Regions from separate parts of the Homo sapiens genome. Here all the other regions are linked to region 1. A link is a loop called in an ENCODE intact Hi-C map of the cell type or tissue named here. Cell type or tissue: Calu3. All regions are shown on one strand.

Evidence for each region. A loop is a pair of places that touch in the nucleus more often than their neighbours do. Peaks named below come from ENCODE experiments on the same cell type or tissue, not always from the same donor. Only the 100,000 strongest peaks of a DNase experiment are listed, where the experiment ranks them.
Region 2: a loop joins it to region 1, with 4 times the contacts of the local background. A loop is called at or near these places in 7 of 110 quality-filtered maps.
Region 3: it touches region 1 in a loop (3-fold over the local background); 4 of 110 quality-filtered maps call a loop at or near these places.

The regions. Positions count from the first base shown.
Region 1 is chr12:79,170,284-79,178,283 of GRCh38, reverse strand. All of the region lies in intron 3 of SYT1 (synaptotagmin 1), which reads right to left. LOC124902973 (a long non-coding RNA gene) reads left to right here and starts at 5,316. Exons shown (of 2, transcript XR_007063386.1): 1 at 5,316-8,000. In Calu3, CTCF peaks have their summits at 3,211 and 3,412 (motif pointing right); a DNase peak (open chromatin) is centred at 3,413.
Region 2 is chr12:78,388,707-78,396,706 of GRCh38, reverse strand. No RefSeq gene overlaps it. Among named protein-coding and RNA genes, the nearest start is that of LINC02424, 33 kb to the right of the region's middle. In Calu3, no CTCF peak of the experiment used is centred here; no DNase peak of the experiment used is centred here.
Region 3 is chr12:79,004,286-79,012,285 of GRCh38, reverse strand. All of the region lies in intron 2 of SYT1 (synaptotagmin 1), which reads right to left. The region is part of intron 4 of LOC105369863 (a long non-coding RNA gene); the gene reads left to right. Among named protein-coding and RNA genes, the nearest start is that of SYT1, 140 kb to the right of the region's middle. In Calu3, no CTCF peak of the experiment used is centred here; no DNase peak of the experiment used is centred here.

The DNA of each region.
Region 1 (8,000 bases):
AAAGGAAGAGAACAGTCTTCACAGAATAAAAAAATCTCAAAATGTAAAGGAAATGATAGAATTAGAAAATCACCTTTTTGTAATAGTCAATATAATAAGTGATTCAGGCAAGGGCCAACTATGCTAAAAACACTGGGTAGAAGGTATCCTGGGAAGAGAATATTAATGATAAGAATAGAAATATGCTTTTACAGCAATGGCAACAAAAGCCAAAATTGACAAATGGGATCTAATTAAACTAAAGAGCTTCTGCACAGCAAAAGAAACTACCATCAGAGTGAACAGGCAACCTACAACATGGGAGAAAATTTTCGCAAACTACTCATCTGACAAAGGGCTAATATCCAGAATCTACAATGAACTCAAACAAATTTACAAGAAAAAACAAACAACCCCATCAAAAAGTGGGCGAAGGACATGAACAGACACTTCTCAAAAGAAGACATTTATGCAGCCAAAAAACACATGAAGAAATGCTCATCATCACTGGCCATCAGAGAAATGCAAATCAAAACCACTATGAGATATCATCTCACACCAGTTAGAATGGCAATCATTAAAAAGTCAGGGAACAACAGGTGCTGGAGAGGATGTGGAGAAATAGGAACACTTTTACACTGTTGGTGGGACTGTATACTAGTTCAACCATTGTGGAAGTCAGTGTGGCGATTCCTCAGGGATCTAGAACTAGAAATACCATTTGACCCAGCCATCCCATTACTGGGTATATACCCAAAGGACTATAAATCATGCTGCTATAAAGACACATGCACACGTATGTTTATTGCGGCACTATTCACAATAGCAAAGACTTGGAACCAACCCAAATGTCCAACAATGATAGACTGGATTAAGAAAATGTGGCACATATACACCATGGAATACTATGCAGCCATAAAAAATGATGAGTTCATGTCCTTTGTAGGGACATGGATGAAATTGGAAACCATCATTCTCAGTAAACTATCGCAAGAACAAAAAACCAAACACCGCATATTCTCACTCATAGGTGGGAATTGAACAATGAGATCACATGGACACAGGAAGGTGAATATCACACTCTGGGGACTGTGGTGGGGTCGGGGGAGGGGGGAGGGATAGCATTGGGAGATATACCTAATGCTAGATGACACGTTAGTGGGTGCAGCGCACCAGCATGGCACATGTATACATATGTAACTAACCTGCACAATGTGCACATGTACCCTAAAACTTAGAGTATAATAAAAAAAAACATAAAAAAAAAAAGAAATATGCTTTTACAATGGAGTTATCAGTGAAATTTTGGAGAATTGGGGGAATTTAAATTTAGAGATTATATTGGATAATATTATTGGACGAATGTTCAATTTTTGGATGTGTGATTGACATTGTGGTTATACAGGAAAGTATTTTTGTTCTTAGGAGATACTACTGAAGTATGTAGTAGTATTGTAAACTACGTAGGGTTGTAAACCCTAAGGTTTACAGGGTTATAGGTTGAAGTGTCTTCAACTTATTTTTATCTAGTTTACTCCAAAAAAAATAAATTGATAGTCAAAGCAAATGTGGCAAAGAGGTTACCATTTGGTGTAAGCAAAGGTATATGTGTGTTCATTGTACTATTTCAACTTTTTTTGTAAGTCTAAAACTTTTTCAAATGTAAAGTTAAAAAAATATAGAACTCAACAACAAGAACAAAGCCCCCAATAAATGTACTGTACGAAGCAGGTTGTAGAGTATCAGTGTTTAGTTAAAAGAATTACTCAGCTTAATTTAGTATTGACAAATGAATATCAACATGGAGTATTTAGCTACATGAGTGAAGATAAAACACCATAACTCTTGTGAACTGTGAAGTGTTTCTATTGTGGTCATTATCTTCAGTTTTGCCACTCGGTCTGGGTAACATTAGATCTCTTGCTCCTACACCCCTGAAAATCTGCAGACACTGCCATCATTTACATCAATATCACTTTCTTTTCCAAATCACTTTGGTATTTTTTTTTTTTTTTGAGACAGAATTTCGCTCTTGTTGCCCAGGCTGGAGTGAATGGAGTGATCTTGGCTCACTGAAACCTCAGCCTCCCAGGTTCAAGTGATTCTCCTGCCTCAGCCTCCCAAGTAGCTGGGATTCCAGGCATGCACCACCATACCTGGCTAATTTTGTATTTTTAGTAGAGATGAGGTTTCACCATGTTGGCCAGGCTGGTTTTGAACTCTGAACATCAGGTGATCCACCCTCCTCGGCCTTCCAAAGTGCTGGGATTACAGGTGTGACCCTCCACACCCGGCCCGCTCTGTACTTTCTGAACCAAATTTAAACAGTTTAAGGACCAATAGTGTGAAAATAATCAAACAAGAAATGGCTCCAATTATTTTAACATTAAAATTATTTAAAATGTTTCATCACTTTAACATTGTTGACTGTGGGGATGCTACCCCCCAACCCCCAGGTCTTAGAAGCAATATTAATGTACAGTTTCTTGGGTGGTTTAGATATGTTTATGCCTACTGATAGAGGGGTAAATCAGGGACTTTCATGGTTCCACATGGGTAAACTCTTTAGTGATTCCACATACAAATGATGATAAGATGATGAAATTGTCTCTACTCCTGCCTTTGCTTCACAGAAAAATAATTACAATAGCTAACTCATAAAGCTAATTTACCATGGAGATTCAAATAATGAATTTTAGTGGCAAAAGGGAATTTCATCACCAAAAGTTTGAGTGTGCCAAATAGATGTCTCTGAAGTTACTTTGAAATACATTTTTAAAGAGATGTGCAATAAACTTGAAAGCTGTGCTTTTATAAAAATTTTAAGAAGGGTCCTTGCTAATGGCAGCTAGATTTATTTTATGTTGTCAGCTGCCAAATTAATGTTTCCCATTTAAGTTTGCTCATTATGACCTTACAGACAAACTGAGACTAAATACGAGTGAAGTCAAAAGTATTTATTACATTATCCCTATACTGATGAGCATACCGTGAAGGAAAAAACCCATAGCACCAATAAAATCACAGCAACAAATGTCCATTACTTTCCTCTGATCAACCAGGCCTATGTCGCAGATGTTATTTTCCATTGTGTTTCTATTAGAACTAAAATTGAATACAGTGTAAGTCCCATTATTTCATGGTTCCTTATTGCATTAATTTTGATAGAGGACAGGCTAAATCATGTTTCCCAGAGCATAACACATATAGAAAACAAGCTGGATATAACTCCATTAGCTTAGAAGTACATAGCAAATCAAATCCCTGCTATGCCATTTTTGAAGATATAATAAAACACTTTCCATACAAGCTTTCTGAAACTTTGATGAATATTAACTATAAAATAAAATATATTCTTAAAGAGCAATGGAAAGTACCTGTAAAGTAACCAAAGTAACCACTGGATGGCATTGTGACTACATTAGAATGTGTTGGCAAGACCTTGTATCTGTCTCTAAAAACTCCCACGTTGTTAGCAGCAAGCTCCAATAGGATGATGCCAATTCCTGTTCCTAATTATAAAGTGTTGAAGGAATATAATTTTTTAACATCCCAAAGTGACTTGGCAATACCATTCCAAAGGACTGAAGTGATTAAATTATGACACCTTCTGTACTGTCAACAGTTTCCTGGAGCTTCTCTCTCAACCCATTTTCTTAATCCTTGCTATTGATAGTTCCCAACTCCCTTTTCTTACCTAGATCTCTCTTGTTTCCCAGGCCACATATATACTCTGGCCCATTTCCTTGCTAGTGTCTCATAAATCATATGTTACTGACTAGCTACATTTTATTGCACATTGTAATAAATTCTCAAATCTTTTTCAAGGCTCGTTACACTTTTTATTAATTGAAACCCGATTTCTCCCTGATGCCTTCTAGCCTATTTTTTCTATAAGGACAGGAGAATACGTCACCATATTATTTATCAGCCAATACCACTTCCAGATTATTAACCAACAGCATGTTCTGAAGCCACTTATTTTTTCTGTATTTATGCTATTTAATTCTTCATCAATGTCACCAACAACTTCTGTGATGGGTATCCATCTTTCTCCACTAGCTTACACCACATTGTGCCAACATTTTTAGAAGCATCCTTAGTGATTTCAGCATCCAGTGATGACCCTCTGCTATTTGGCCCTCAAAATTCCTTTTGTTAAAATTCTAATGATTTTCATAATTATAGTGTGGGTTTTATCTCTGGGCATTAATCCATTTTCCAAAACTTCTCTTTCATTATAGACGTCTGTCTTCTGCTTTTCCCCATAAATCTGTTCATTATTTTCCCTTCTTTACTCCTCCTAGACTGACACAGATACTGGTTTCATTTGTCCAGCAACAGAGCCTGAACTCCACAACATCTATTGTAATGATACACTACTTTCATAGAATGCCACATTAAGTTAAATATACATTACGGCACTTGCTAACTGTAAACACTTTATGATGTCTGCCTTATCCTTGCCTCCTAAATATTAATAAAGAAAGTCTCAAATCGTACTGACTAAATTCATTAAAAATTCACTCCAATGTTAACTGGGTCCTTTTTGAAGCCTGGAAATTCTTCTAGTTATTTCTTCTGGACGTTTTACAAGGCTCCTTATGGTAGCCCTTTTCTTTCATCTTGCCTGTTTAATTTGTATTCCTCTTTTAAGCCTTTCTCAGATACTATCTTCTCTCTGAATTATTTCCTGATCATTCCAACCATCTGGAATCTTTCTTCTTTGAATTGAAATTCATGTTGTCTCTTTTAGGATGGGAACACTTATTTTTACTCTTCATATTCCAACCGAGTGATGGGGAATTTCCACTGCATGCACTAAAGGGGAAAAAAGGAGCAACATTTACATCTTTTGGGATCCTTTCCTTCATCCATCTTGCCCAGGTGGGGCAGTGGGGAGGATGCTTGGCCTAACTGACAAATTTGGGGGAAGAAATTAAGCACGCTTAGTCCAGGACATTTAGGGTTCTTACTGTCCATCTGCCTACCTCCTAAGAGGCTGCATGCTGCTCTATCAGATGCATAGTGAGCTTACAGGGAACTTGCAGGGGAGCATTGCTGATCTGAATTGTAAGCTCAATTCAAGGAACCAAATTGGGGATACACATTTAAGCCCATAATGCAAAAAGCTACTATCCTGATCTGTAGCAGCTTGATACTTTGTTCTACCTCTTAGTTGGTTCAGGACTCTGATGTGAAAAGGTAGAGATGCTATTAATCAGTTCCCTAAAATCTCAAGAGGTTTTATATACCTTTTCTGCCACATTATTTTATTTCTGGACAGGCCAAACTCCCTTTTTTTTTTTTTTTTTTTTTTTTTTTTTTTTTTTTTGAGAGCAGGAACTCTAGTAACCTGAATTACATGTAGTAGTATCTTGACACAAACTTATGGAATTGAACTATGAAGCCAATGTGAGAAAGGCATCTAGAGTTTGAAACCCAGTATTATCAAATGATCATAGTATTTCCAAGGGGAGATGCTGCTAACATAGGCTTAAGAGAAAATGGCTTAGTCTGTAAAATAAATAAGGGAAAGAAGTTACAAAATAATGAGAGATTTCATAGAAGTTTCATAATCAAAACTGTTTACAGATAACTATAATTCACTAGAAAATTGACAAATCTCAAGTGTTGTGACTGATTTTCTTAGCTCAAAAATTTAATTTAGAGCATTATAAATACCATCATATTAGATTGCCCCACATAACTAACCCCATTCTTTAGGGAAAATATTATAAGATAGAAGAAAGAAAGCAAAACTAGTAACATAATAAAAACAACAATAACAGCAAAAAGCTCAAAAAAGATTTAACTAATATTTTCCAATTGCCAAGGCCTGTCTTTAAATAGACAATAAAATTATCTTATCACTATTCAGATAGCATCTTCACATTTTTCACTATAATTTTACTCTGTGTCCCAGTAAATGTCTTACCACTTAAAATTGAAGCATTATAACTCCTTTTTTTGGGAGCAGGCACTCTTCATGTAACTGTTCATTATAAAATGAAGTCTCAGTATACCTAAAGTTAGGTTATTCAATGTATGCATTTTATGTTTGGAAAAAAATTTAAAATATGAGAAGTTTAACTGTCTAGTTCAAAGCATTTAGAACCAAGCAGTAGTTGTAAAACTCCAATGAAATGCAATTATTATTGTGAACTTAAATGTGTTTATATCTCTATTTAGAAATTACTTAGGCACTTGGAAAATTAATTTTGAATTTTTCAGTTTTTACAGTATTTTTCTGTCATTAAATAAATAATTAAAAGAGATAAAGATTTGCATGATATAGTAGTAACAATCAAGATACCTTTAAAAAATAAGTGATCTCTTTAAATCCAGAAATTCTAACAATAACTAGTACTTATTGGACATTTATAATATGCCAGATACTGTGTAAGTGCTTTCTCAACATGCTATCATTTAATCCTCTCATTAAAATAAGGAGGAATACATTATTATTAAACCGATTTTATTAATAATAGGAGAGCTGAGGAGACTGAGGTTTGGAGAGATTAACTAGTTCATCCATGTTACACAGCTAGCAAGGAGTATAGCCAAGATCTAAACCCATGTGGTCCAACTCCAGAACTTATGGTTCTAATCATTTTTTTTTTACTGTGTACCTCCTTTGGAAAATCATGCAGTGGTTTTGGCAGACTAAGCCTTTACTGAATAGAATAAGTGAATTATGGAAGGAATATATAAAACATAGTAAATGGAATTAATTTGAAAGAACTTTTTTATTTATAATACACAAGTCATGTGAAAGCCAAATGATTCTTCCTCTTCTATAGTTATTTAGTAGGAGCAAGAATCATCTTCCTTAAAAATATTTCTACTCTTGCCACATAAAGAATAAAATACCTAGGAATACAGCTAACTAGGGAGGTGAAAGATCTCTACAAGGAGAACTGCAAACCACTGCTCAAAGAAATCAGAGATGACACAAACAAATGGAAAAACATTCCATGCTCATGGAGAGGAAGAATCAATATCATGAAAATGGCTATACTATCCAAAGTAATTCGTAGATTCAATGCTATTCCTATTAAACTACTCTTGACATTCTTTACAGAACTAGAGAAAACTATTTTAAAATTCATGTGGAACCAAATAAAGACCCCAAATAGCCAATGCAACCCTAAGCAAAAGAACAAAGCTGGAGGCGTCACACTACCCAACTTCAAACTATATTGTAGGGCTACAGTAATCCAAACAGCATGGTATTGGTACCAAAAGAGACACATAGACCAATGGAACAGAATAGAGAATCCGGAAATAAAACTGCACACCTACAACTCTCTGATCTTCAACAAACCTGACAAAAACAAGCAATGGGGAAAGGACTCCCTATTCAATCAATGGTGCTGGGATAATTGGCTAGGCATATGAAAAAGATTGAAGCTGGACCCCTGCCATATATAAAATCAACATAAAATAGATTAAAGTCTTAAGTGTAAAACCTCAAACTATAAAAACTCTGGAAGACAACCTAGGCAATACCATTCAGGACATAGGTATGGGCAAAGATTTCATGATGAAGATACCAAAAGCAATTGCAACAAATGTAAAAATTGACAAATAGGACCTAATTAAACTAAAGAGCTTCTGCACAGCAAAAGAAACTATCAACAGAGTAAACAGACAATCTACAGAATGGGAGGAAGTTTTTGCAAACTATGCATCTAACAAAGGTCTAATATCCAGCATCCATAAGGAACTTAAACAAATGTACAAAAAACCCCACAAACAATCCCATAAAAAAGTGGGCAAAGGTCAAGAACAGACCCTTTTCAAAAGAAGACATACATGTGGCCAAAAATCATATAAAAAAAGTTCGACATTACTGATCATTAGAGAAATGCAAATCAAAACCACAGTGAGATACTACCTAACACCAGTTAGAATGGCTAGTATCAAAAAGTCAAAAAATAATGGATGCTGGCAAGGTTGTGGAGAAAAAGGAATGATTTTACATTGTTGGTGGGAGTGTAAATTAGTTCAGCCATTGT
Region 2 (8,000 bases), 780 kb after region 1:
GATGGGTCCCTGTGGAGAAGATGATTCTATTTCTTTCTTCCTGGATTCATGAAGAAACCTAATTTCTCAGCCTTCCTTGTGTTTAGATCACCCTGTGATTAAGCTCCAGCAATAGAATGTGAGTAAAAATTATGAATGCCACCTCTAGTCCTGGCTTCTAAGAACCCTTCCAAGAACTCCTCCACCTGTTCTGTTGCTTCACCCATTGGCTGCCCAGTTGAAGAAGAAACAATAGAGAATTCTGACATCATAGAGAAAGCCAAAGCTATAAAAGCCACCGACTGTGGTGGTGTTGTTACAGCAATCAGGTACAGCTGACTAATAAAGTCGGTATAGCCATATGTTTGCCATGTGACTCTGGGACCCAAGTTAATTTCACTGAGGGCAAGAAGTTCACTTTTACTGAGCCATGTCCTGATTCCCATGTCCTGGATAGAAGAGTTCAGTGCTCTTGGCCCCTGGAACTGAGGACATGTCAATTTAGAAGCTTGCAGCAGCCACATTTTTTCACCATAATTTCACCCATAAGTGGGTGAAACAGATAAAACCAGGCTGCTGAAGTGATTAACAAGCCAGAGTGCCCATGAGAAAGACCATGAGGCATGCTGTGAAATGTGTCAAAAAAAGCTTAGTTTCCTGAAAGTTTGCTTCTTCCTGATTTGCTTAATAAATAAATCTTCTTTTTAATTAACAGGTTATCTATTTTTAATTTTTAGCATGCTCCATCTAGTTTTTACGAACTAGTCAACAAGATACCTTTTACTTATTTAAATTCATGTGACTGATGATCAAAGCTGGGATTTGGGACAGTTCTTAAAGCAGGCCTCAAAACCAGGCCACTTACTGCTCTTCTTTCCAGAGACTCAGGATTGAACTTATTCTAAAGAAGATTCAGGAACTCAAATCATACTGTTTCTGTTAAGTAATGCTGGCTATTCTTCCATTTTGCAACTGGAACCAAGAACCCCAATTCTATCTGGACTGCCTGTTGCTTTATTTCAGATTGCATGGTTTCTTCAGAACAGGGTCCATTAGCTAAACAAAGACCCTGCGGGCTTCAGTGGTGGGAAGAAAGAAGGAAAGTGTTAAGATATTCTGATTCCTTTAGGAAGAAGGAAGGAAAGAAACAAGACAGAAGTAAGCTGTGAAATATAAAAAATAGATCAGAGGTATCTAGAAAGAGAAAAAAATGAGGCAGAAAAAAAGGAAAACAAGGAGAAGGAAAGGACTGTTGGTCAGGTTTATCACTGCTCGTGCGCAGGCCAACAGACACTGAATGAAAAAAGAAGTTGCCTCTGTAAGCCTCTACAAGTCTAATCTTCAAAACAAAACACAGTTATGAGAAAAAGAAGAGGTTCCTTCTGTGTTTAGAATGTTCAGGAAATAGGAAAGACAGTCTGTTAATATAGCTATTTTTTGTATAATTTTAAAACTGTGTCTGAAATGCTATATATACGTATATATGTATATATACACATATATATACGTGTATATATACACATATATACATATGTGTGTGTATGTGTGTGTGTGTTTGTGTGTGTGTGTATATATATATATATATATATATATATATGATAGAGTGGAAGTCTACACACAGATAGAAAGGGCAAGTAAAATTTTGCATGCTACTAAATAGGACCTTTAGTTAGATAAGATAATTTTTGAACTAGTTGGCAAGCCAATAAATGATTTTTAAGCGATGATCACAGTTACCCCCGTTTTGTTCTGGATTTTGCGGCCCTCTCTAAGCTCTCTGTCTCTAGTTTCTTTTATGCTCAATTTTTCTTTCATAAAGCAACCAGAATGATATGTTGACAGCAAAAATTTGACTGTTCGTCCCTGGCATAAAAATCTTCAGTGACTTTCTATATATTTTGAGGAAGCAAAATCTTATTAGCCCAATACAAGTTGTCCTTAGCATATGTTTGGACCTACATTTTTATTTTTATCCCATTTGCAATCAAACTGAGCTACTACCTCCTTCCCCTAACATTTAACATGTTGTTACCTTAGCCTGAAGCTGCCCTTTCTATCCTCCTCTCTCAATACATCACTGACGGTCTTTAAAGGGTATCCTTTAATAGCAACTGTTAGTTCCTTTATTGGTCTTTGCTTCCTCTTAACCCCATGACATTTTTTTCTCCTTTGCCATGTGTTACTGACATTGCTATATGACAAGCAGTTTACTCAATTAACTCATTTTCTTCCAAAACAACTCTATGAGATAGGTATTCTCATTATCATTTGTTTTATAAAGAAACTAGAATGTAATCTATCCAAAGACACAGGAATGTTAGGAGTCAAAACCAAGATTTGAATCCTAGTATCCTGGCTACATAGCCCACTATCCTCACCATGCTGCCTCTTTCACAGCTCATGTTCTGTCCATGGTTATTTGCAATTTCTCTCTCCCACTAGAATGTAAACTCATTGAAGGCAGATATATCTTGTTTTTGTTTCCCAAGCAGTGATTATAGATTAAAGTGCATATATGCATGTATAGATTTTTCCTTAATTGGATAGAGAAGGATGGTATTATATTTGGAAGTCTATATGTATTATAGACAGCTACAGAATTTTACACTGCAATGAAGTATTCATCTGAGGTGCCTCTAGTAAAGGTAGATAATCAACTCATAAGCAGCAGATAAAATAAAATCATCTACACTCTGTGGTTTAAAAAGGGGAATATTCATTTTTGTTACTCAAAATCTTTGTGTCCTGAATCCTTTTTCTTACTAGAAAATGTGAAACAGGAAAGACTTCATTAGACCTAAATGTGAAGGCATTTTTAGAACATAAAACTGTGACCACATTCCAAAATTTTGTTTTCCTGTCCTTACTTCTTCTACTTTCACATCATTACCAATATTCTTTTAGTATAATTAATCTACAAAACATCATTCATCTAAAATATGGTGGAAATGTAAAGAATTCACCCTAGTTCCTTTGACCATGCAGATGACCAGATATTGTTTTGATCTAAATGGTTCCACTGAATTTTTATCATTAAACTGGAATGACCCTTTTCCTGGCTTCTTTTCATGCTCTCCATCTGAAGCTATTTGTATTTGTTTGTTGATTTTTATATGCCTCATAAGCAAGTCTCAGCAATAGCATAAGCAGCTTATAGTTCTTTCAATGAAGGTTATGGTGCATGCTGTCCATTTCATTTGTATCTTTAAAAAATAATTGCTGAGAAGCGTCTTAATCCTATTACATTTAGTAAATGTTTTCAAATTCTGATAAAATAACATGTAAAATACTAATTAAAAGTATAGATGATTTTTCTGATAGTTTTTAAAACTTTCATTATTTCATTAGATTACTTTGTGTGATGGTTTTAATTACTATTTACTGGACACAATGCTGCACAAGCAGGCAGAAGTGGATCTCTGCTGTGTTCCCTTCAGAATGAGCTATCTGTCTTTCATTATTCAAGTCTTGTTACATTAGATTCGTAGCATACTTCCTCCAAAAAGAAGAAACATGGCACAGAAAATTGCGATGGAGACAATATAAGAAAAGCTCATATTGCCTTTTTCCAGAGCACCAGACCAGAACATTCTAAACTTGGAATGCTGCACTGCCATCTGGGGGATAAAAATCTTCATAGTACATTTACTGTTGAGCTGAGATGGAGGGGTGAGATTCCACAACAATCACAAGAAATAGGGAGCAATGGGAATTTTTCTAAAATACAGTGTGAAGTCCACTATTAAATTTTGGGTTATTTTCCCAAAGCAAAAAATATGTATCTAAATCCATCCCTATCCTTTAAAATAGCATTCTGTCATGATGATGTATTACTTACTTTTATTGATTACATTTTATTTTCTTTAAATCATAATTTGAACCTAAGGAGTTTTAGAAATTATTTAGCATATTTCCCTTATTGCAGAGATGACGAAATGGAGATGCAAGTATTTCTACACTTTGCCTTGTCACATAACTAGCAGTAGATCCAAGAGAAATACATCTCTGATTTCCCAATTGAATGTCCTCTCTTCTGCAAGATACTGTTCCCAACAATATCAGAACTTAGATGCTTCCCCACCTGGTAAACAGCCACTTACCCAGTCTCCCAAAACACATGTACAAGTAAGTCAACAACAGTGTTGATTTTCAGATTCTATTACATACATTCCTCCAGTGGAAGGCAAATAAAGATATTAAGGTGGAAGAGTAAGTGGCAATGATTAATTTTCTGTACTTATTTTAGAGACTAATGTATTTGTTTGTTATTAATCTTTTGGTATTTATCTCCCAGAGTCCAGAGATGTCACTGATTTTAAAAAGGAAATAAAAAACTTTGGTCAATAATTACCATTATAATAAATAAAACCTAAAATATGTTAATTTGGTTTTTGTTGGTTTTTGCTTAATAACATAACTAATCATTGGGTTATATGGAAAGTAAAAAATAAACCATAAGTAACCAAAAAAGGTAGCTTCATGTGGTCAAGTAATTTTAGTATTTTTCCATTAATTTTTAACCTATTTGTTATATGTAAGTAATAATAACATCATTCCTTTACTAATCTATTTATTAATGTTGTATTATTCCTATTTTTAAAAGATTGGGCAATTCATTGATATGAACTAAAGTCATCTTTACCTGCACTAAAATTCAAAATTCCTAAGTCATACTTTCTAATAAATGGGATTTCCAAGGGTCTTATTCTTATGCACAGGGAATAGCTGCAGCTTCCTGGGAATCCCTCCATGGCTTCCTAGCATCTGTCCAAACCCTAAGAATAACAGGTAAGATACCTTAGTCCCTAGCCATGCCTTTAGTAGGCTGCAAACTAGAGGGTTCAAAGTGCTTTAAACTTGAAGTGATTGAATACAGATCTTATTTTTAGGGGAGAATGACAGCATAATTACCATGGAGAGACACTGAGTTCATGAGCTCTTGATCCATTGAGGTAGCATGAAGAAGAAAACATTTAGGATAAATGAATGAATATCATATTAAAATAATATTAAGAGAATATAGTAGAATAGTTAATATATACCCTTAAAAATTGTAACCCACAGCAAAAGTACATTTTACTGCAACTACACACATATATATGCATAAGTTAAGCACAGGAACAGGTGTTCCTATGCTTTAACAGAGAGATATAAAGTAAAGAAGTTCATTTCTCTCATGAGAAGTTCCAGATGGAAGAATCAGGCCTGGAATGTTGAGCTAGGTTTCTTCTCTTTTGGTGTCTGGCCTTCCTCATTACACCACATTTTTGTCTAAGCTAGGTGCTTCACTGCCCATCACCATGCCACACTCAATCAATGACAAAAAGGAAAAAACAAAAAAGAGGGGACTATTTAATAGATAGACATGATTTAATATTCTTTTTTTTCTGCTATAACATTAATACCACAGACTGGGTAATTTATAAAGAAAAGAAGTTTATTTAGCTTATGATTCTGGAGACTGAGAGGTCCAAGAGCATTGTACCAATCTGGCAAAGGCCTGAGGTGGCAAAACGGTAGAAGGGCAAGTGAGTGTGAGAGAGAAAAAAAACGGGCCAAACTTCCACAATAACTAACCCACTCCTGCAATAACAGCACTTGTCTATTCATGAGGCCAGAGCCCTCAAGACCTAACTACCTCTTAAATGTTCCACCCTTTAATACTGTTGCAATAGCAATTAAATTTCAACACGAGTTTTGGATGGGTTATTCAAACTACAGCAAGGTCATACTCTCGCCTTAAAGTTCATGCAATAGAAGTTATACGTTTCAATTCAGTTCATATCCTACTGGCAGGGCTTTATTATGCAGTCACATCTAGAGGTACAAGGGACTGGAAAATACCAGTTTTAGCTGAGTGGTCATGAGCTGAGTTAATATTCTATTAGGTGGAAAAAGATGTGTAGGCTAGGGTAATGCTAGCTTCTATTTAAAAACAAAAAAGAGAGGTCTCCTCAAATGAAAAATAGGTCAAACACAATCAAAGTTTATTTCTCATCTGTGTCTGGCATTTGTCAACAGAAATAGGCTTATACTGGCTCTGCCATCTTTAATACATGGGTTCCATTGCTGGGGAGGTGAGAGAGGTGTTCTCTTCTTTACATGGTTGAGGAAGTAAGAAAAGAGGATGGAGAAAGTATTCATGTTTCTTAAACACCTTCACCAAGAAATGACAGATTTAATGTGTCATTTTTATATCATCCATTGGCAAGCAGTTTTGTGATCCTATTTAGATGCAAAAGGGGCTTAAAAATGTCCCTGGATAAGCACCTACTTCCCAATATCAACTCTGTAGTATGCATGACAGCATGAATTTGGGTGGAAAGGTAGTTTTCTCTGGAATAGAAAAGAAGAATGAATATCGAAGTCTACTTCAGTCTCTGCCATCACTGCCGATTTAGGTCACACTTTTCAACGACAATTAAAACATGCTCTTCCCCATCCCACCCTCCAAGAGAGACAACTGAAAAGATCTATTCAGGTCCTGCATCTTGCTAAAGTTATCTTTCCCCTGCTCCCCAACCTAAACCATAGTGGTGAATAACAGGATAGACATAATATTTAAAAAGCTCAATTTTTAAAAAGGAAGAATAGAAACAATACAGCAGTAACTGGATTCAATATCATGGCAGTGGAGTAATTTCCTATGTTAAGCTATCTGGAAGCACTTTGAACCACTCTCTGCTGCACACCTTTCTTCGTTATTATCCTATGAATTTATGGCTTTGCCTTTAGGGAGGTTCTTGCATATCCATTATCTCCATGGCCAGATATGAAGTAGACATTGGAGAGTCTTACCAACTTGGTATGACTCAGAATGCTGGCAGGCTTCTTCCTGATGGTTGGTACAGGTTTAGGGAGACACAGTTTGCCTGAACGGGTAGGCTATGACAGACTTTTGTAAGCCTGGCCCGAGGTTTCTTTGGCAATGCAATACTGCAAAAACCTTTGGTAGGTCCACAGACTCTATTTCCACCAGTTCTGGTTGCAAGTAAATAAAGCCAAAGTTCTCATCTCAATGTTGTTTTTTAGCCTGAAAACTTTGGCCTTTAGTTACTTGCTTCCATGTCCTGTCAATTTCCTTCTTGCTCAATTTAATAGTGACCAACTTAAGGAGAAATAAAACAATTGGTTTTAGTAGGAAGGCAACATTCTTAATCTAATGTTTCCCACTGGGCTGGCTCCTATTGTCTGGCAGTCTTAATGGTTTTGTCCAGCCTTACTTATCTTCTGCTAAGACTATTTCTTGATTTAGAGACTCATTTTATCACTGCCTCAGTTTGGGCACAGAAGCCTTTGTTTTTCTGTCAGAATTGATTTTTAAAGCCCTGAATCATAAGACTCTAGTCAATTTAGATCACAGGCCAAAAACAAGTAAAGAAAAATAAAAACCCCAGAAAGCCTATCTTACCACAACTACATTTTTTTCCTTTTCACCTTGCAAGTGACTAGTTCTAACTTGAGTTGTCTCTCTAGTAAGACTCTGCTATGTGGAAAAAAAATTAAAAATTAAAAACAAAACAGCCAATGCAGGCAGCAAGAGTATAAGAGTTAAAGGCTTGGTTGGCAAATGGTCTTATGTCCAAGATCTCTCCAAGTCAACTTTCTAAAATGTTTTGCCATAATATACGTATTGTCAACAGCTATCCAGTCCAATATCTGTGTCCTCACTTCCTGCCACCTAGTCACTAAGCCAATATAGTATTTTTAAGTGTTGTTCCCATGGCCCACTCAATTTAACCATGGTCAGAGACAATCCGAAATAAAGCTTAAACAAGACAGATGCTTGTTTATGTCTTAATTAGAAGTCAGCTAGGTGGTCCAAAGATGATATGGAGGCACCATAATCATCAGGGTTTCAGGGTCATTCAATCTTCTTGTCTTGCCATTTTCAACACATGATTTCTATTTAGTGATACAAGTTGCTACTTCAGCTGTCACCACTATGTCTGCATTCCAGCTAAAATAGAAGTCAGGAGAAGAAAGAGGCCAAATTTCCTTCTCTCAAAGGCACAACCCCA
Region 3 (8,000 bases), 170 kb after region 1:
CTGTCTACTCCTCAACCAGCACTGACTGTGCTGATTCCCAAAAATAGAGTCTGGACCTCTTACCGCTACAAATTCCAGGTTCTCAGGTACAGCCTGAGAGTATGCAGATATAATACACCACAGATGATTCTCTCCCTTTTTTTTTTTTTTTTTTGAGACAGAATCTCATTCTGTCACCCAGGCTGGAGTGCAGTGGGCTGATCTCGGCTCACTACTGCTCCCGCCTCCTGGATTCAAGCAATTCTCCTGCCTCAGCCTCCCGAGTAGCTGGGACTACAGGTGCACACCACCATGCCCATCCAATTTTTGTATTTTTAGTATAGTTGGGGTTTCACCATGTTGGCCAGGCTGGTCTTGAACTCCTGACCTAAGGTGATTCACCCGCCTCAGCCCCGCAAAGTGCTGGGATTACAGGCGTGAGCCACCATGCCAGGCCTAAAACACCCACAGATGGTTCTTAAGAAAACCTATGTTTATATTTTAGGCAAAGTTTCCTAATTATTCATATATATATGAAACACCCAGGGAGCTTATAAAATGCAGATTCCCAGGATCTACTCCCAGAAATTTTAATTCAGGAGGTTTAAAATGGTGATTGGTCACAGGTGTTTTTTTTTTTTTTTTTTTTACAAATCTCTGGAAAATGTTAAGAGCAAAATTGGCAGCTATTGTTTTAAAAATTCTTCCCTAGTTTATTTGAACTATTTCTAGCAAGATCTTTCAGAAAGCATATAGATTCCTGTGTTGTAAGTTCTTAGAGGTCAGGGACAGTTTTTTTCAACTTTCTCTCCTTAATATTATGATAGGATTAACTCTTATTTATTCTTAGGGTCTCTGATGAAATGTTATTTCCTTCTTGACTAGATGGAATGCCCTACTATAAATTTGCATATTTCTCTGTAATTTCCCAATCTGGTCACTCATCACACTTCCTTGTAATAAACTGATTAATTATCCTTCTTCTAAGCTGGTATGTAAACTTAAGGAGATATTGTTTATTGTATGCTCAAGAGAATCTTTAATATCTAGCAGAGTACCTAGCAATTAATAAATACTTATTGCATGAAAAAATATGCAGTAAATGTTAAATAAATGTTTCCATTACTTGAAGACTGTGGTCTCTTCCTTAACTTCCTCTTCACTAATGACATTATATTATTTCGAGTAAAGTTTCATATTATATTCTAATGCAACCTTTTAGCCATTATTTCTTTTAAGAAATAGAACGCAAATTCTGTAAGAACTTCTCAACAATGATTGGCATAATGACCTAAATCTGGCTATTTCTCACCATCTCTGCAGGTACAATTCTAGACCAAGACACCTCTGTCCTTCCTTCCCTTTGAGGGGAAATAAAATAGGTTTGGAAAACGACAACATTCTTATGGGAGCAAGATTGCTCAGGAATTAGGTAAATATAAAATGAAGGGTACAATTAGAGGATCTAGCTTTAGAAGAAAATTGTCTTCATAAAATGAATAATGAAAATACAGATAGAAAGGTGAAATGATTAGGATGACCTCTAGAAAAAATTTTGAACTTCCATAGGGATGACTTGAAAACTGATAGCAGGACAGGACTTTATGAGTCTGTAGTGAAGGAACAAAGGCATAATCAGTGAGAATCAAAAGATCAGAAGATCTGGGTGTTTTGGAGGCATTATAGGAGGAATTGAAATTTTAAATCAGGAATCCAGGTTTAATTTAAAAAATATAGTAGGGAATAGTGTAGTGGGCTTTATTTAATAAGTGAGGGGATAAAATATAGATACCTCCTCTCCCCACTTTCATATAAAGAGGTGCGGTCTTCATCAAGGGAGGCAGTAGGAAATACTACTACAAACAGCTTGGTCCCTGCTGTGAACACATAAGGAAACATTTTGAGAGGAGAATTTGTTCAGAATGAAGTGGAGGATTCCATAGTAGGCAACCAAAGTGAGAAAAGGGCATGTGATAGATACATGTGAGACATTCCCCACCTTTTATTTTCTGAGAGAAGCTGGAGACACCTCTTTACTCTAATCTTGAACTTCAACTTGGAAAAAAAATCATTCAATTTGTTTCTATCCAATTTTCATCTTGTCATGGTCTCTTTTCAATTCTAATTCTATTGATTTTTCAACCTCTCTCTCCATCATACTAGGAAGATATTGAAAGAACAGGATAAAGAAACATTAACCTACAGTAATAGTAATAACCTACAGTATTCATCTAGCAATAACAAGAAACCCATAAAACCTCCAGTACAAACCTCAGACTCACATAGCAGTATTCCATTCACAGACACTGAAAGGCAAGTAAGAAATGTTGGAAATATTATCAGAGCTCAGTATTGTGAATCTGGGAGAGAGAACAGTGACAGCAATGAGGGGAAAGTGCCATGAAACATAGAGGATGCCGTCTGTGCTAAGCTCAAAGTACCTGTGGAGAAAAGCACCAAATCTAGATTCAGAAACAAAAATAAAAGAAAGGAAACATAGGATGATAATGAAACAAATGGAATTGATATTGATGGGGAAACAAAGAAGAGATGCAAGTGAAAGCACATCAAATTTCAAAATGCTGAAAATCTAAACAGTTAAGAATGTGAGTTGTAGACTTTTATTCATTTCAGTTCTAGTTGAACAGCTAGATGATATTGGCACAATGTTTAACCTTTCTAAGCCTCAGTCTTTATCAGTAAAACGGGGATAATTATGTTACTTACTTCATAGGGTATTTCCATTGATTAAGTGAAATAAAACATACACGTGTTTATCATGGTACCAGGGAGCAAGTAAGAACTTAATACCTATAATTTAATATTAATAGCTATGATTTGCATTTGCCAATGCTCATCCATAAGGAAGTATGCAGACAACCAAAGATTATTCTGAGGTCAGGGAAGACTGAAAGTAGGTTTGCCTACTGCTTTTGACAATCCACAGAGTGTATGGCCTTACATAAATAATTGGAATTCAAAAACAAAACAAAACAAACAAACAAAAACCAGAGGGCTCTTTATCTAAATGGTGAAGTCACTAAGATTTAAAGTATTAGTGTAGGAAAATACGATACACAGTAATCATAGAGACTTTTTTCTCATAGAAAGTACTAACCATTTATAGAGCTCTTAAAATATTGTTTTGTATTTCATAACAGCCACAACAGAAGTTGTCACATAATAACAAAAAGAGGTATCTTCGTGCAAGTTAAACATGTAATGAAAGTGAACAACTCATATTTTAAATTTGATGGAAGGCCACTAAATGGAACAATCATGTTCCAAGTAATCTTGGAACCATAAACATGGTTAGAGCAAAGCTAAAGTTTCTATAAATTTTACCAAAATGTTTTTCCTATAGAAGAAAATTGTTCTTGAATCATATTTTCTTTTCTAGGTAGTAGAGAAAATCAGTTCATGGAGTTTTAATTGATCCCCTGCTGTGTACTTCAAGCTATGCTAGACACGGTGTGGAGAAAAGACATGGGGGCACTTGTCCAGAAGGACATTAGGCAGGAAAACAAGGCTAGCAAAAAGCAGGAATAAGCAAAGGGAGGTGGCTGAGAAGGCATTTGGAGCACCTTACGTATCCAACATACTGCTGATTCCAGGATCCTGGAAATCATCTGTGATTCTGTTCTTTCCCTCACTCTCTACATTATCATAACCTATCTATTCTGTCTCCAAAAAGTGGTCCAAATCTAACTACTTCATATCGTTCTCACAGCCACTATTATAGTCTAAATCACTTCCATTATTCTCTTCACTCTCTTAACTCTTATCTTTTCTCCCTATAGTCAATATGCTACCCAATAGCCAGAGTAAATTTCTTGAATATATCTGGGATCATAGTATTTATCTGCTGAAAACATCTCAGTGGCTTATTATTGTAATTAGAATTAAGTCCGACCACTTGTCATGGCTTATACGATTCTACATGCTGTGGTCATGCCTATTTCATCCAATCCTCTCTTCTTCTTTTTACTAAATTCCAGCCATACACTTCTATCTGCTCCTAGAACAAACCAGAGTCACTCTTGCCTTAGGACTTTTGCACATGCTGAATCCTCTGCTTGGAGCCCTCTTCCTTCAGATATTCCAGGATGGTTGTTATTCTTTAGGTTTCAACTAAGAGGTGACCATTTCAGACAGCCTTTCTCTGACCATGCTATACAAATGGACCTTCTACTCCCAAGTCACTACTCATTATTCCCTTTTTATCTTCATGTTTCCCCTCACCACAGTAATCACTATTTATAGGCATATTGGTTATTTTCTTTTTTTTATTTCACTAGAGTATAAGTTCCTTGAGGGCAGTGATCCTGGCTAACATATTTATTACTATATCTCCAAGTGCTTCCTAAAACCAGTGCCAGACACTTAGAAAGCATTTGTAGTTGAATGCCGAATGACTGAAGGGGGCCATTACTCATACTTTTTATCCACATGCATTTCCTATCTCAGAATCTACTTCCCACATACTCTTCTGCCTTTGATGAACTTTTGCACTGAAATTATTTCATTACCTCTCTAATGAGAATTGAGCTCTCAAATCTACTATTCACCTTCTGCTCCCAAAGCCTTTTCTTGACACCTCCCAGGAAATGAAGGTTGACGTATGGGAACAAAAAAGGGTATAAGTATGATCTAGCTTTTGTCCTCCATTCCCAAATTAACCGTTCACTAACTTCTGAGTTCAAATGATCTATTAAATTAAGAAAAAGTAAATTCTAGATATTTGACATAGAGGTCCTTAAGGGCATCAAGTTCCTGCAGTACTGTTATTACCACATGATGGTTAAACAGCTTTGGTCAGGACTGATCCAGGCAATAATCTCCTAATAATGGTAATGAAGCTGACTACAAAAAAATACAATAATCACATAAAACATGCATGTTTTCACCCTCTAGGAAAATAGTTTCCATGTGCTCAATGACTAATGTGTCTTACTTTTCATTTTAAATACCCGAATAAACTAAGAGCCATGAAAGTCCAGAGGACAAGGTGGTCAACATGGCTTGGAGTACTTAACGAAGCATCACAGAGGAGGAGGGACTTGATAAAATCTTGAATTATGGATGAATTTAAACAGTTGCTATATTTAGTCATATAATTTCCCCTCACATAATTTTGAGGGGAGATTTGCTTCTCCTCTATGCCCAGTTTCTCCTGGCTGGCTGTCATGCCTGTCAGCAGCAGGAGTGGCCCTTTTGCTGAAAAATGGCCAACAAGGTAACTGTGAATAGTTTCACATTGAAAACACTTATAAACTGAAATGTTAATGGGCAGAGAGCTTAGGGGTATATTTGTAAGGATACAGACCTACTTCTTTCTTTAGAACTCTGCTAGTGGCTGGAAAAAATTTACAAAGCAAGAAATATCAGGAGCTATATATCAACCAAAGTCAATAATCAATGCAAGACATCTTAATTACCCATTAACAAACTGTGTTTCAAAGGAATTAAGTGTGATCATAATGCATTTTGCCAAAAGCATCAGCATGGCTGATAGTGGAGAAAGCAGGAACTGTGTTGCAGGATCCTCCCCTTTTCCCCCATTGCAATCAGACTTACTACGCAAAGCTCTGAAGCTTTCCGAGAATATCTTCTCACAAATATCTAACGATCCTACATAGTATATTTCAGATAACAAAACCCAAAACAAAAGAAAAAATTCACACACACAAATAAATAAAACAGATGGGACAGATGTCATTTCAGGGGCTCTCAGAAGATGGCACCAAATACTTATCCCTACTGACTGCCAAAAGATAAGAAAAGCCAAATATATATCATCATCATCATTCTTAGTAACATGACCAGTTTCTCAAGAAAAGCACCTGTTGTCTAGACCTCATTTACAGTCACTGCTGCTTCTGCTTTTTCCCCTCATAGAGCATTCCAATGACAACATATTATGGGAACCACTTCTTACATACTAGCCACTCTTTGGCCTTGGCAATTTCAGCCATACAGGAGTCACTTGATCCATTGGCTAGTCTTAACCAAGCATTCCTTTGATGACCGAATCTAATACTTTAATTCCCAAACCTGATATAAGTGATCTTCATACATGGTCACAAGTTGGCCTGCCAGAGACAGGAAATCCTGAAAGTAATGAATGCCATCATGTCCTCTCTAAGCTAAAATAGAAATTGTATTTTTAGTCAATTTCAAGATTTTGGTCCTCCCTAGAAGAAAACCTTGAATGAGAAGCCTCTCTAAACTTTTTATTCACAGTCACATCTGGTTGTTAGGAGATGAGGCCTGTGGTCTTTTGGCATCTTAAAAGGTGCACCAAACACTTTCAATGCAAAACAATTAGGGAAAAGAAATGTAGGCAAACAGAGCGCCTATCCAAATGGCAATACTCCTTTGGGTATCTGATTCTAACCCATGAGTGTTGAAGTGTTTCCATGGTGGGAAGGACAATTTGAAAATGTGAGTTTAGACTGGGGCCCTCATGACATATATACCTTCAATGGGACCAGTTCTCAACTTGAAATTACTTTTGAACTCAGTGAAAGCTTTTGGAACTCTGACAATTTTAATTCTTTTCTGGCTTGGTAATTAGTAAACTGCATGGCCAATGCTTGTTTAACTGCCTCTCTTTTCAGTCCATAACCTACATGTCTATGTAGGGGCCGTGTCTATTTAATATTAAGGACCATGTCTAGTATCTATCACTAATAATGCTATTATATATGCAAAAATAATAAAATCACTTCTGAAGGGCTTCCTATACTCAGATATCCCATTAAGTGTTTTACATATACTATCTAATTTAATACATGATTAATGTACAACAGCCCTGAGATAGACATTATTATTGGCCTGAGTTTTCCTATAAGGAAACTGTAGATGAGTGAATTAAAATTACTTGTCCTAGATCTAGAGCCAGCAAAAGGAAAACTGAGATTGCAATCCAGGTTTGTGGGACCTTAAATTCCATGTTCTTAATATCCATGGGGGGTATACTTTCTATTAATAAATATTTATATAATTGAATTTCATGATATGAATAAAATATTATCATGAAAAACATTACTAATAAATAGGTTCAGATATATTATGAGCTCATTAATACTCTCTTTCTAAAGTCTATGGCTGGCCTATAACACATGTTGGATGCACCCTTGAAATAAGGTTCTCCGCTGACTTCACATATAGCTAAGGAAAATAAAATTAGCATAGTCACAGAGAAGCCTTATTTGCTAGGACTGAAAGTGCTAAAGGAAAGTTTTACTGTGCCCACACAATAAGCATCTTTTTATAAGATGCTATCTATTATGGTTTTCAAGTTACCTTCTATGAAACCCTGGGGTTTCATACAACTAAAGTTAAGCTTCAAGTTTTTGTGTAAACTCTGCTTTGAAAGTTTGAAATTATATGAGCATATTATTCACCAAACCAATATTATTGTTTAATAGAAAGGATCTTAGAGTTAGCTATATTGATCTATCACTTATAACCATGTGACCTGGGCAAGTTACTGAATCACTTTCTGCTCCATTTCCTTTATCTAAATATGGAAATAATATTTTCTTGATAATGTTGTTGTGAAATGAAATGTGGTAAAGTACTTAAAGGAAGCTGAGACATATTAGATACAAAATATTGGTCTAGAGTCTTCTCACATCTGTATCAAAATTGCATTATTATTTTCACTCTGTATTTATGAACAATTGCTACTGTACTAATAAAATATCCAAAAGCAATTGCAACATCAAATCTTTCTTATCTTTAGCCCTAAGCCAACAAAACAAAATAGCTATTTTATTGACATTTTATTGAAATTTCATTCAAATTACTTATGCTAACTAAAGTAATTTATACAATTACTTATGCAACTAAAGAAAACGATAGTATAATAAAAATGGCAAAATTTGTGTAGAGCTCAGTAATTCCCAAGACTGTCCTCAGTGCTTCATATCCAAATCTTGGAATTGATCAGGTACATAAGAGAAGTCAGTGAGAATTAGATGAATTAGTTACATGCTATAATTACTTTAACAGAA